Regions from separate parts of the Homo sapiens genome. Here region 2 is linked to region 1. A link is a contact called in ENCODE Hi-C or POLR2A ChIA-PET data. All regions are on one chromosome and are shown on one strand. Each heading gives the region's core, a stretch centred on a gene start or an enhancer-like site at or near the end of the contact. The rest is flanking DNA. Distances are from core to core; before and after follow the strand shown.

What was found. Hi-C counts contacts between places; a loop is a spot of excess contacts on that map. ChIA-PET counts read pairs that join two places held with the same protein, here RNA polymerase II (POLR2A). Pooled maps may share reads with other maps.
Region 2: a pooled map shows a loop between it and region 1 (20-fold over the local background). The contact joins the enhancer-like site here to the promoter of EMC1-AS1 in region 1. A Hi-C loop is called at or near these places in 9 of 50 pooled maps. POLR2A ChIA-PET finds 5 or more read pairs at or near these places in 3 of 52 experiments (A673, CD8-positive, alpha-beta memory T cell and activated CD4-positive, alpha-beta memory T cell).

Annotation. Positions count from the first base shown.
Region 1 is chr1:19,208,282-19,213,773 of GRCh38, forward strand. EMC1-AS1 (EMC1 antisense RNA 1) reads left to right here and starts at 2,105. Exons shown (of 2, transcript NR_135114.1): 1 at 2,105-2,278. It overlaps UBR4 (ubiquitin protein ligase E3 component n-recognin 4), which reads right to left and starts at 1,985. Exons shown (of 106, transcript NM_020765.3): 1 at 1,792-1,985. The coding sequence starts at 1,967. RefSeq lists silencers at 1,655-1,974, 3,000-3,069 and enhancers at 2,025-2,074, 2,325-2,374.
Region 2 is chr1:19,388,093-19,393,584 of GRCh38, forward strand. The region is part of intron 2 of CAPZB (capping actin protein of muscle Z-line subunit beta); the gene reads right to left. Among named protein-coding and RNA genes, the nearest start is that of SLC66A1, 79 kb to the left of the region's middle. RefSeq lists enhancers at 3,361-3,410, 4,943-5,082. Within about 2 kb of position 3,304, at least 33 of the 41 ENCODE cell types and tissues checked have a DNase peak (open chromatin) inside an H3K27ac peak, as active enhancers do; they include A673, where a contact is called at or near this core.

The DNA.
Region 1 (5,492 bases), core at 855-3,354:
ATGGTGAAACCTCATCTCTACTTAAAATACAAAAAGTTAGCTGGGCGTGGTGGCAGGCACCTGTAGTCCCAGCTACTTGGGAGGCTGAGGCAGGAGAATGGTGTGAACCTGGGAGGTGGAGCTTGCAGTGAGCTGAGATGGCGCCACTGCATTCCAGCCTGGGTGACAGAGCAAGAATCCATCTCAAAAAAAAAAAAAAAAAAAAAAAGAGATCTTGCCTTCCAATAAATGCGTTACCAAAGACCCATCAGTTTGGACTTATTTTCTAAGCCATAAAGAGAGATCTTATTAATGTCTACAAATACAACTCTTGATTATTTGTACAAACAGAGGGTATGGCAAAGACCACTACCACATACATGGCAAAATTCAAACCTAGTGATGTATTTGGTTGGAGGGTGTTCCTTAAGTATTACAGCTTTAAAGGTGGCCCCAGAATACAGGATTTATGGAAGGGTGTCAACAAATTATTAATATTTTATAACCTATCCAGCTCATGTCCAGAAAAACATAAAAGCAAATGCTCTAAAAAGACTGGAACGTTACTGATTCTACGTAACATGAGTATGAGTCAGGAAAAATACTGCCAATCCAAATGTTTAAAACAAAAAGCAGCCACGTAATTTGAAAGTAGTATATTTGAAACCTGTTTACATCTTCAGAACATTCCTGGCCTGATGATTAGATAGCAAAATCCGTCTGTAAAGCTGACTGTGAAGTTACCAAACTCAACCATTATTTTATTATAATTTGTTAAAAACTCTGCATCCAAAGGATTACAAGTCTACAACAAGAAAAAGCACAAAAACAATTTGTCAAACCGTGGGCCTCCTTTGAGTAACAAATAGCAATTTTTAACCTCTGGATAGCAGCTAGATATACCCTTGTCATCGTGAAGCTAAAATGACCCAGTTAACAATTGCAGGGAGTTGCTGAAATGAGGTATGGCTAGAAAAATGAAAGTCAGTCTGGCTTTAAAAGCAAAAGTCTACCATTAAACTAATGAAAGACTGCTCTGAGCACAGTATGTCAGGAAAAGGCAGGCACTCTGAGATCACCATCTTTGTACCTACATAACTGTCACTAGCTAAGAATCGCTGTGCAAAAAGACAAAAACACACAAAAGGAAACCAACAGATAGTACCGTTTGTAAAAGAATGTGATGATATTTTAATGCGAGGGGGATGGGAGGCAGCAAGAGAACACACACACCACACATCCTCTGGGAAAATGATCTCTCAGACACACACTGAAATGTTTTTAATCAAAGACCGATACAGTAGGAATGCACAAGGAGTGCAACGTAAAAAGAGGTCATCAATGTAGCTAGTGGCTTCAGTCACAGAAATAGCACGTGCCCCCACTGATTACAGCACCGCGGGGAGACCGTTATTAAATTATACCGTACGGCTCCGCTCCGGCCCAGGCTAGGAGGATGAGTGCGGGCGAGAAATGCAAACTCATCTGTGACTTGACCCAAGGGGCAGCCCCGTGAACATTCCCTTAAGAGGGCGAATGCATCTCACTCTCAACCATGTCCGGCCACGCCCTCCCGCAGGGAGGCCGCTAAAGTTTTGCTCGAGAGGGGAAACTGAGGTAGAGGTGATTTACATGCGTTGGCGGAGGGAAACCCAGGCAAGCCAGTCTCCCCGGGCCCGGGACCCCGAAGCCGTGGCTGTGGCGGGGATCCTCAAGGGGGCAGGGGGCGGCCCGGAAAGCGGGTCCAGACGATCCGGCTCGAAATCCCCTCCCCCCACAACAGCGTCGCCCGCCAGAGCCGCCGCCCGGTACCTCTCGATGACTGAGGCCACCAGCTGCGGCAACTCCTTCATCTCGAAGGCGGAGTAGGACGCGGACAGCAGGGGCCGCACAGCCACCTCCCAGCCCGGGGTCGTGTCCGCCCCCGTTGCCGGGGTCCCCGGCGCCGGAGCCGCTGCCGCCGCCTCTTCGCCGCCGCTCGTCGCCATCTTCCGTCGTACTACTGCGGCTCCCTCCGGGGGCTTGCCACCGGCCCAGCGCCGCCTCCCAGGAGGGGGCGGAAGTGACGCAATCTGTCGCGTCAGACTGCGCGCCGCCGTCATGGGTCAAAAACGCGACGCGCGGAGCGGCCTTTGCTCTCACCGGGGTCGAGCCGCGGCGAGGGAACGGATCGGAGACGCTGCGCCTGCTCAGAAGGTAGCGCAGCGGGGAAAGGCGGGAGAGCGTTAACTTCTGAGCCTGCGCGGTGGGAGTTGCTCAAGCAGGTGGTAGCGACTTGGCTTCCGGGCAGCGGGTAAAGGTGAGTCTGGGGCATGGGTTCAGTGGGCAAGTCTAGGGCAGCAGAGTTGACTACGCCTCGGCGTATAGAATGGCCCTGGCCTGGGACAGCTAAGGACGACAAGAGGAGGCCGAAGCCTAAAACGCTTTCACCTGCTTCTTCCCCTGCCTAGATCCCCCCAATAGTAATACTAAAGAGCGCCATAGTTTACAAAGATTTCTCCCTCTCACAACACCTTTTAATCACTGATCCGTATTCCCTTAGCACTCAAATCTCTTCTGTTTGGATTGCCCTCATTAACAATCTGACCAGCTCGTACAATGCATCCCTCTTTGCAATTTGCCACGTATGCTTACGTGTTCCCCTTTTTTCTACTGGCAAGGAAAGAATGTAAGCTTTTATTCACAGGAGATGTCTGAGACTTTTGCCGGTAAAATGATCTGGCTACAAGGTCTAAGAGGGAAAAGCAGTTTGCTCGAGGAAAGGTATTCGTGCATTAAGGACAGTCCTGTGAGTGAGATATTGGTGGACGGCTTCAAGCTCTAGCCTGTGGCCTACAGCTGGCCTAAATAAGACTGGGAAGGAACTGTGAAGACGGTTTCAAATTCCTAAAGCCCTGAAATTCTCCCCCTAAGTTTAGGAAGAGCTTTTGTTCTTGGTGTGTAACACTGATAAATGAATTGGTACCTAGTGATTAATCTGCACTTTTATTAAGATATGACCTACTTTACCTTTTTTGAGACAGGATCTTGCTCTGTCGCCCAATAGCCCAGGCTGGAGTGCAGTGGCAGAGTTGCAGCTGGCTGCAGCCTCCACCTCCCTGGCTCAAGTGATCTTCCAGCCTCAGCCTCCCCAGTAGCTGAGACTATACAGGTGCAGGCCACCACTCTTAATTTTTTTTGTTTGTTTTTAAGAGACAGGTCTCCCTACGTAGCCCAAGCTGTTTTCGAAGTCCTAGGTTCCTCCCACCTTGGACTCCCAAAGTGCTGGGATTACAGGCTTGACCCACTGCGCCCAGCCTGCATCTTTACATTCGAAATAAAATTCAGTCAAGTCAAAGCCGGTCTTGGAGGAAAATGTGGCTTTGATGACAGCAGTAGGGATTTTCCTTCAGTGCCTACTTACCAGAGGATAATAATAACAGCAAGTTTCTTAAACATAAAAACATCAGAAATGAAAAAGAACTTTCCATAACACTATAAATATTGCAGTATTTCAAGATACTGAACCAGAGCCCTAAGGAAAGGCTGGAGACCCAGAATTTTATAATGGCTTTGGGACATGAATTTTATTTTAACCAGAGGACAAAATTAATCTGCAAAAGCTGTCTTGGAGAAATTTCAGGAAATAAAAGATCAAATGTATCTGCTGTCCTCCCTTCCCTCTCCAGGAGAATAAAAGGCAAATGCAAACTATCACAGGGAGATTTTCACCTTTACCTAAATTATTTATTATATACTTTATATTTCTGGTTAATAGATTGGGAGAGAGCACTCCAGATAAAGAACTTCCTTTATAAATGCCACATTTATTTCAGTACTGGAGGTTTGGTCTTGTGTTGCCACAAAGATTTGGAATGGCATCTATGTTATAAATTTAGATGACAAAAGAGACTAATAAAAGACTTCTAGATGAAACACAAGCTTCTAATATTCTGGTCCAGGAAATAAGATAGAAACTAAAAAACAATAAATAACTTTTATGAATTAACTGAAGGACTTAAAATACTTGTTCCATTCTAATCCCAAGTGTCTGCCAAGGAACTGAAATTTAAAATGATAAAAGACATGATACAGTCATGTTACAGGGAATTCAATGAAGTAAAAATGGCAGACATTGATGAATGGTATGGTTTAAAGATTTGTGTAGAGGTAGTGATGAGGAGGCCTGCTGGGAGCTGGAAAAGTTCTATACCTTGACACAGTTATGCTTACATGGATATACACACACAGTAGTCACTAAGCCATGATTTGTACTTATGATTTGCACACTTTGGTGGTTGTAAATTGTACAGCAATCTAAAAACAAATGAGGTCAGTGTGCCTCACTACAGAGCTTCAAAAGTGGTAGATAGCACATCTCTTTTTTCTTTTAAGCCATCTAATACAGAGTTGCTTGGAATAAATCCTAATAGATACAGTGTTTCTAGAAACAAGTAAATGAATAAACCTTAGCTGTTACCCCGTAGGAGCCAACAGAGGTCAATCTGTTCTCAAGCTTTTACAAAGTTACAAGAACAAGTAATCAGTGCATATTTTGTTGAAACTCCTACTGCAATACTGAAAACTTCAAATGGAGAGCAGCTCCTTTTTGGTAATTCACAACAGACTTAGTTTTCAAATTACCAAGAATATAAGGAATTAGATTAGAAGCCTAATTCAATTTAGAATTATGAGACATTATTTGTAACCCACAAGTATTATTTTTCCCATGATACTGAACAATTCACCTGGCATGAACTTAAAAGAAGAAAATGCTTATTGCAGCCTTCTTGCTTTAAGAGCGAAAAAAACAATTTTGCTAGCTGTGGAGGGACTAGAATACAATGTCACTTTAAGATTTACACTCTCAAAAGTTTTGACCTATCAGATTGAGAGCCAGAGAGAGAGACAGACAGAAGGAGAAGGATAAATCAAATGTGGTAAAATGTTAACCTTTGGGGGATCTGGGTAGAGGGGATCTGGGAATTATTTGTACTATTGCAACTTTTCTGTAAGTCTGAAATTGTGTTGTCAAAAGTCAAAAGAAAAAATTTATAAATACTTTATCATCCATTTGCTTTATAATTAGGTACAGAGTATGATGACAGAGAGAGCCTACTGTATGCCAGATACTTAACAGAAGGAAAGTAGTTTATATGTAAACTCTGGGAAAAGTGGAGCCAAATGATTACACTGTGTGTACCCTTTAGCACTGTTTGGGGTGGGGACATGGGGGGTCAGGGTGCAGAGAGGGACTGTTCTGGTCTCCTTGGAAGGTATGTGCCTATAGTAAAAAGCATGAGTAAGATATCACATCTCCTAACTCCGTAACAACCAAGCAAACTTATAATAGCATTTTAACTTATATCACCTTTTTTATAGGAGCGGATATATATTCCAGCAGCATGAGTATTTTAGCCCTCTTTGCAATTGCAGTCTTCATTCATTATCATCAATAAACTGGCCTCTGGTTGATTGATCTAGTCTAGTTCTTATTTTATCACAGCACATGGGATATATGATATCATCAAAGC
Region 2 (5,492 bases), core at 2,054-4,553, 180 kb after region 1:
TGCAGCTAAGTCCCCTCAACGTAGGAAAGCTCACAAGAAAATAGGGTTTGGTATAAAAGAGGCTTGACTCTACTCCTATCCAAGAGATTCATCTATGAATCGAAAGCATCTGAGTAATCTCTTCCTAGCACTTAACACCAGGTGGAGTATTTTTTCATTGATCAGTTATCTGTATCCCTCACTAGAATGTAAGTTTTACTGGGGCAAGGACTTCGATCTTACTCACTGCAGGATTCTCAGTGCCTGTGGCTGTGCCTGACACACAGCAAATGCTTAATATATTTGGGAGGAAGGAAAGAAAGGAGGGAAAGAGGGAGGAAAGGAGGAGTTTTACAACACGGAGCCTCCCAAACTCCAATCAACTTTACTTTAAAATTAATAAATTGGCAGGTAATAGGAATCTTTAGCAAAAGCACTTGTCCAGAACTAAATCTGAATGGATGCTGATGACAAGTTTCCTGTGTGGTTCCAACCCAGCACTCTCAGATATGAACCATGGTATGGTGGGAAAGCACTGAACAAAGAGAACCGGAGCTGTCATGAAAGCCCTGGCATTTTTTATTAACATATGACCTCAAGGAGCCACAGCATTGGTGGAAAGAGTGAGAACTAAGAGACCTGGGTTCTAGCCTCTGCTCTGCTGTGAGCTGGCCACGGAACCTTAGGCAAAGCCCAAGACTGTTCATTTGTCAAACACAGTAGATGAGCTGCACGGAGACAGACCACCCTTGAAGATCTGTGATGGGACTTCTGAAAGCCAGTATGCCAGGTACTAACCAACCCCAGAAAAACATACATTTAAACTGGAACTCAAAAACTGGCACTGCTTGTCCTACAGTGAAAAGCCTCTGGGACTTGATATGGCCAACGGACTCCACCCAAGCAGGCACCATTTTTGCCTTTTGGATCAACTCTTAAGCTGGGCCATAGTTTTGGCCATATTTCCATCAGCGCTGTTTCTTTTGATCAAAGATAATCTGCTCTGGAATAATAACATTTTCGTTGTCATGGGGAATGAGAAATGTGGAATAATACATGGTGTGCCCACAGACTTGGACCACAGCAGCTGCCCAAAGGTGCATTAGTCACGACCTGGCACCATCACTGATCCCGTCTCATACCCACGCCGTCCCTCCACCTCTGCCCGAAACTCCTCAAACAACCACACGGTCCCATTCACCACTCCCTGAACATGCACGTGCATTCCCCCACTTAAACATCTTCCCCATTGAGGGTTGCTGGATAAAACAGAGGGAGGCCAGTTCAGTCTGAATTTCAGATACACAATGAATAACATTTTAGTATGACTACTTCCTAAAGGTTACATGGGTCGTGTGTTTTTTTTTTCTCAATGAGATGGAGTCCAGCTCTGTCACCCAGGCTGGAGTGCAGTGGCGCGATCTCGGCTCACTGCAAGCTCCGCCTCCCAGGTTCATGCCATTCTCCTGCCTCAGCCTCCCGAGTAGCTGGGATTACAGGTGTGTGCCACCACGCCCAGCTAATTTTTCTATTTTTAGTAAAGATGGGGTTTCACCACGTTAGCCAGGATGGTCTCTATCTCCTAACCTCATGATCCACCCACCTCGGCCACCCAAAGTGCTAGGATTACAGGTGTGAGCCACTGCGCCTGGCCAGGCCATGTATTTTTATTTGCTAAATCTGACAGCCAATCCCCACTGCTCTCTTAAATCTTACTGATCCTTCAGGGCCTGGCCCAAACTCCAACTTCTTTATCAAGATGTCAAATTCTTCAGAATTCCTGCAGTAACACTAATATCAACTGAATCCTAAATGCTTTGGGGATGGCTGTTCTAATACTGCCAATGACTTTCACCTTACTCCTTCCTCACCACTTAGCATTTTTCATTGTGAATTGACTCCACACCTACAGAGGCCAAGACAGGCCCTCCAGCCTCAGCGCAGCATCACGCCCGCTGCAGCAGGGATCAGTCAATGCATGCTGATTCCATGTAAGTGGATATTAATCCTGTGGTCTGAGGCCATATTACAGAACCAGAATGAAGGCAGTGTATCTCTGTAATCTAACCAGTCCCTACACTCATCTGAACCCCGGCCCCCGCCCCCTACTCATGTCGAGTGCTTAGAGCAGTGGAAGAAATCACATTAAGTGTCACAGACCATGGGTTTGTACAGTGATTTAAATGAAACGACAGGTCCAAACAAAGCCGAGAGTTCACTTTGGGGTGCATGTGGCACTGGCTCTGTCGCCTCCAAAGCCAGGGAGGGCCTCTGAGGAGGAGGAGCGGTGCTGACACGCGGCAGCCGGATGGTTTCTGTCTAAACCACCCATCTGAACTGCCTAACGGCCTTGGAGGGAAGGTTCAGATAACACCAAAGGTGTCAGACCAATCCAGGCTGTTGGGGGGATTTAAACATAATTCCCAGTGACTTGGAATAATAAACACTACACTGGTCAGGACAGTGCCTGCCGTCTTTCTGGTGGGAGTTCAGGGCTCCACCAGTTCCTCTGCTGCCACAGGAGTGTGCCCACCCCAGGGAGCAGGAGCCACAAGTCCTTCACCACCGATACTTTTGCCGGGCTCGGTGGTACCCAGGAGGCCACTGGAAAGACGGGTGGGGAGTGGGTAAAGTGAACTAGGGCAGGGAAAAGAAAAAACCCCAGAAGGTAGAAGGTAAGGGAGAGACTAGGATGCCATTGGCAACGGCCTCAGGTGACACCTGAATAATAATCCGTGGAAGGACCAGGTGATCGTAATAGCCCTGCCCTGCGTGGCAGGCACTATGCTAGCAGCTCTCCCTGCCCTTCCCTATGATCCTGACAATGGCTCTTCACACAGACACGCACTCCAGTCCTTGTTTTAAAGAAGGGGAAACAGGGCCTTAGAGAAATAACTTGACCGGAGCCACGCAGCTACGGGCCAATGTCTGAGGAAGGACATGCAGTTATATACAGCACAGCTAGGTTCAAAAAGAAACTGCTTTTCCCAAACTGAACACTTTTTTTTTTTCTTAAATCATCCAACCCAACAGCTGATCACACGAAGAGATACAAATCAGAAGTTTCCGGCCACAAGTGAGGTTCGTGTTTGTGCCGCCATATGGTTCTACTTTGCCTCTTCCTCTTCTCCATTAGTTATTAATGTTGAAAAAAATTGTTCAACCAGAAAAAGAAACTTGAGATGAACCCTTAAAAAAAGCACAAAAGCCAGAGCAGCTCAGACCCACGGAGTCTAACCCACGGCGCCCTTGTCTTTAAGAAGTGCACCCTTGTACCTCGGTTTTTTAAAAAATGGCCAAATGAACACATTCCATCTTTTGATCTGCCTGTTGGCCGAGAGCCCACCACCAGCAAGATAGGAATCAAAAACAGATTCTGCGTACTTGGGTGCACTCAGAGGAAACTGCCACGCCAGAATGCTGCAGCTGCCGACGTCCAGCAGAGGGCTCTGTGACAATTTGTTCCTTTTATTTTTCCAGAAGGCCCAAAACTTTCTTAAAAAGATAAAAGAGCATTTCAAGTGGCACATACACTCGTGTCAGAAACAAAATATACAGTGTGGCATTCTGTAAAAACACCAACCTCGAAACCGAACAGGTTCAAATCCTCGGTCAGTCACTTGCTGGCTGAGTGTAACCTTCCTAAGTCTCTGGAACTGGGGGTTACAACATCCATGTCAAGGAGAAATTCACACTGTTCCATAAACCCCGAATGCCCGCTCCAGGCCCGTGTCAGGTGCAAGGGCTCAGCACGGGAAGAGATGGACATGGGCGGCCCTGCTCTGACAGCAAAGTCCAGCCACAGAGGCATCTCCAAGAGGCAAGGGTAGGCCAGGCATGGTGGCTCACGCCTGTAACCAGCACTTTGGGAGGCTGAGGAGGGTGGATCACTTGAGTTCAGGAGTTCAAGACCAGCCTGGCCAATGTGGCAAAACCCCATCTCTACTAAAAATATACAAAAATTAGCCAGGTGTGGTGGTGCATGCCTATAATCCCAGCTACTCAGGAGGCCGAAGCAGGAGAATCACTTGAATCTGGGAGATAGAGGTTGCCGTGAGCCAAGACTGTGTCACTGCACTGTAGCCTGTGCGACACAGAGAGACTCTGTCTCAAGGTAAAAAAAAAAAAAAAAAAAGAGGCAGGAAGCGAACCTGCAGGAGACGACAGAAGGGGGTTGCTGTGGGGGCAAGTCAGCAGTCTAGGAGGTGGCACAGAGATGACATGTGAATAATGACCAAGGAGCCGGCCCTCCAAGACTGCAGGGAAAAATAACAGGGGCATCCCAAGAAGAGGGAAGAGCTGGCATGAGGCTCTGCTGCAGAGGCCACTGAGGCAAGTGCAAGAACAGAGAGGAGCAAAGCGCGGCTGGAGTGAGACCCAGTGAGGCAGCACGCAGCACCTCCTGGGTCACTCCAAGTGTGAGGGCAGGCCCTGGCACACTGCTTTTCTTAAGAATTAAAAAAAAAAAAAAAAAAAGGCCAGCTGCGGTGGCTCGCTTGAGATCAAGAGTTCGAGACCAGCCTGGGCAACAGGGCAAGACTCCGTCCCTACTAAAATAATAATAATAAAAATAGCCAGGCATGGTGGCATGTTCCTGTAGTCCCAGCTACTCAGGAGGCTAGGGTGGGAGGATTGTTTGAACCCGGGAAGTCGAGGCTGCAGTGAGCCGTGTTTGCACCACAGTACTCCAGCCTGGGTGACAGAGTAAGAACCTGACTCAAGAAAAAAAGTGTTTACTTATGTATAATAGGTAATACATTCACATAGGTCAGAATTCAAAAAGGTACAAGAGCACATGCTGGGAAAGGCCTCCCAGTGAGGGCCTGCAAGCTGGCTGTCCTCGCCTAGGGAGATGGCCTCCAGGTCAGGATCCCTTCAGTGGGGCTCCCTTCACCGGTCTGTCCAGATGGACACATGGCCTCCACCAGCCTATGAGAGATGCAGGAATCCCCACCCCACCACCACTACTTAGTGTAGAGAAAACACAAGCCTGCTCCCCAACTCCCCAAGGGCAGCTTCGTTACAGGGACCCCAGTTTGTCATTAGGAACACTGAGCCACGGAAGCACAGCTTCATGTAGCCGAGGCTGGAGCTTCCGACCCATTTTGCCTAATGGCTCTCTGAGCATGGCCACCTCTGCAATGAGAAGGCACCTGCACAGGCGGCAGCTTCGCGCCGGGCCTGAAAGTCACACCCGGGTGGCCAAGCTTGTTTTTGGACGGGAAGCAGCTGTGCTCCCAGAGACTCAGGCAAGTGGTACCCCTGAGTAACCAGAGGGGGACCCCAGGGGCTCCCGCTCACCCCAGGAAGCATCAAAACATATCTCCTTAGGATAATAGCCACGTGAGCTAGGGTATGGCGCACCTATTCGGAGGCAGGATTGAGGGCACCCCCCAACCTGTGGATGAGAAAACCCAGGCACGGGGAAGCTGCTGGCCCCGGCTGTCCCAGCCAACACGAGGTGGAGAGGAATGAGAATCTCAATTTGAGACTGACCCAGCTCTTCCAAAGAC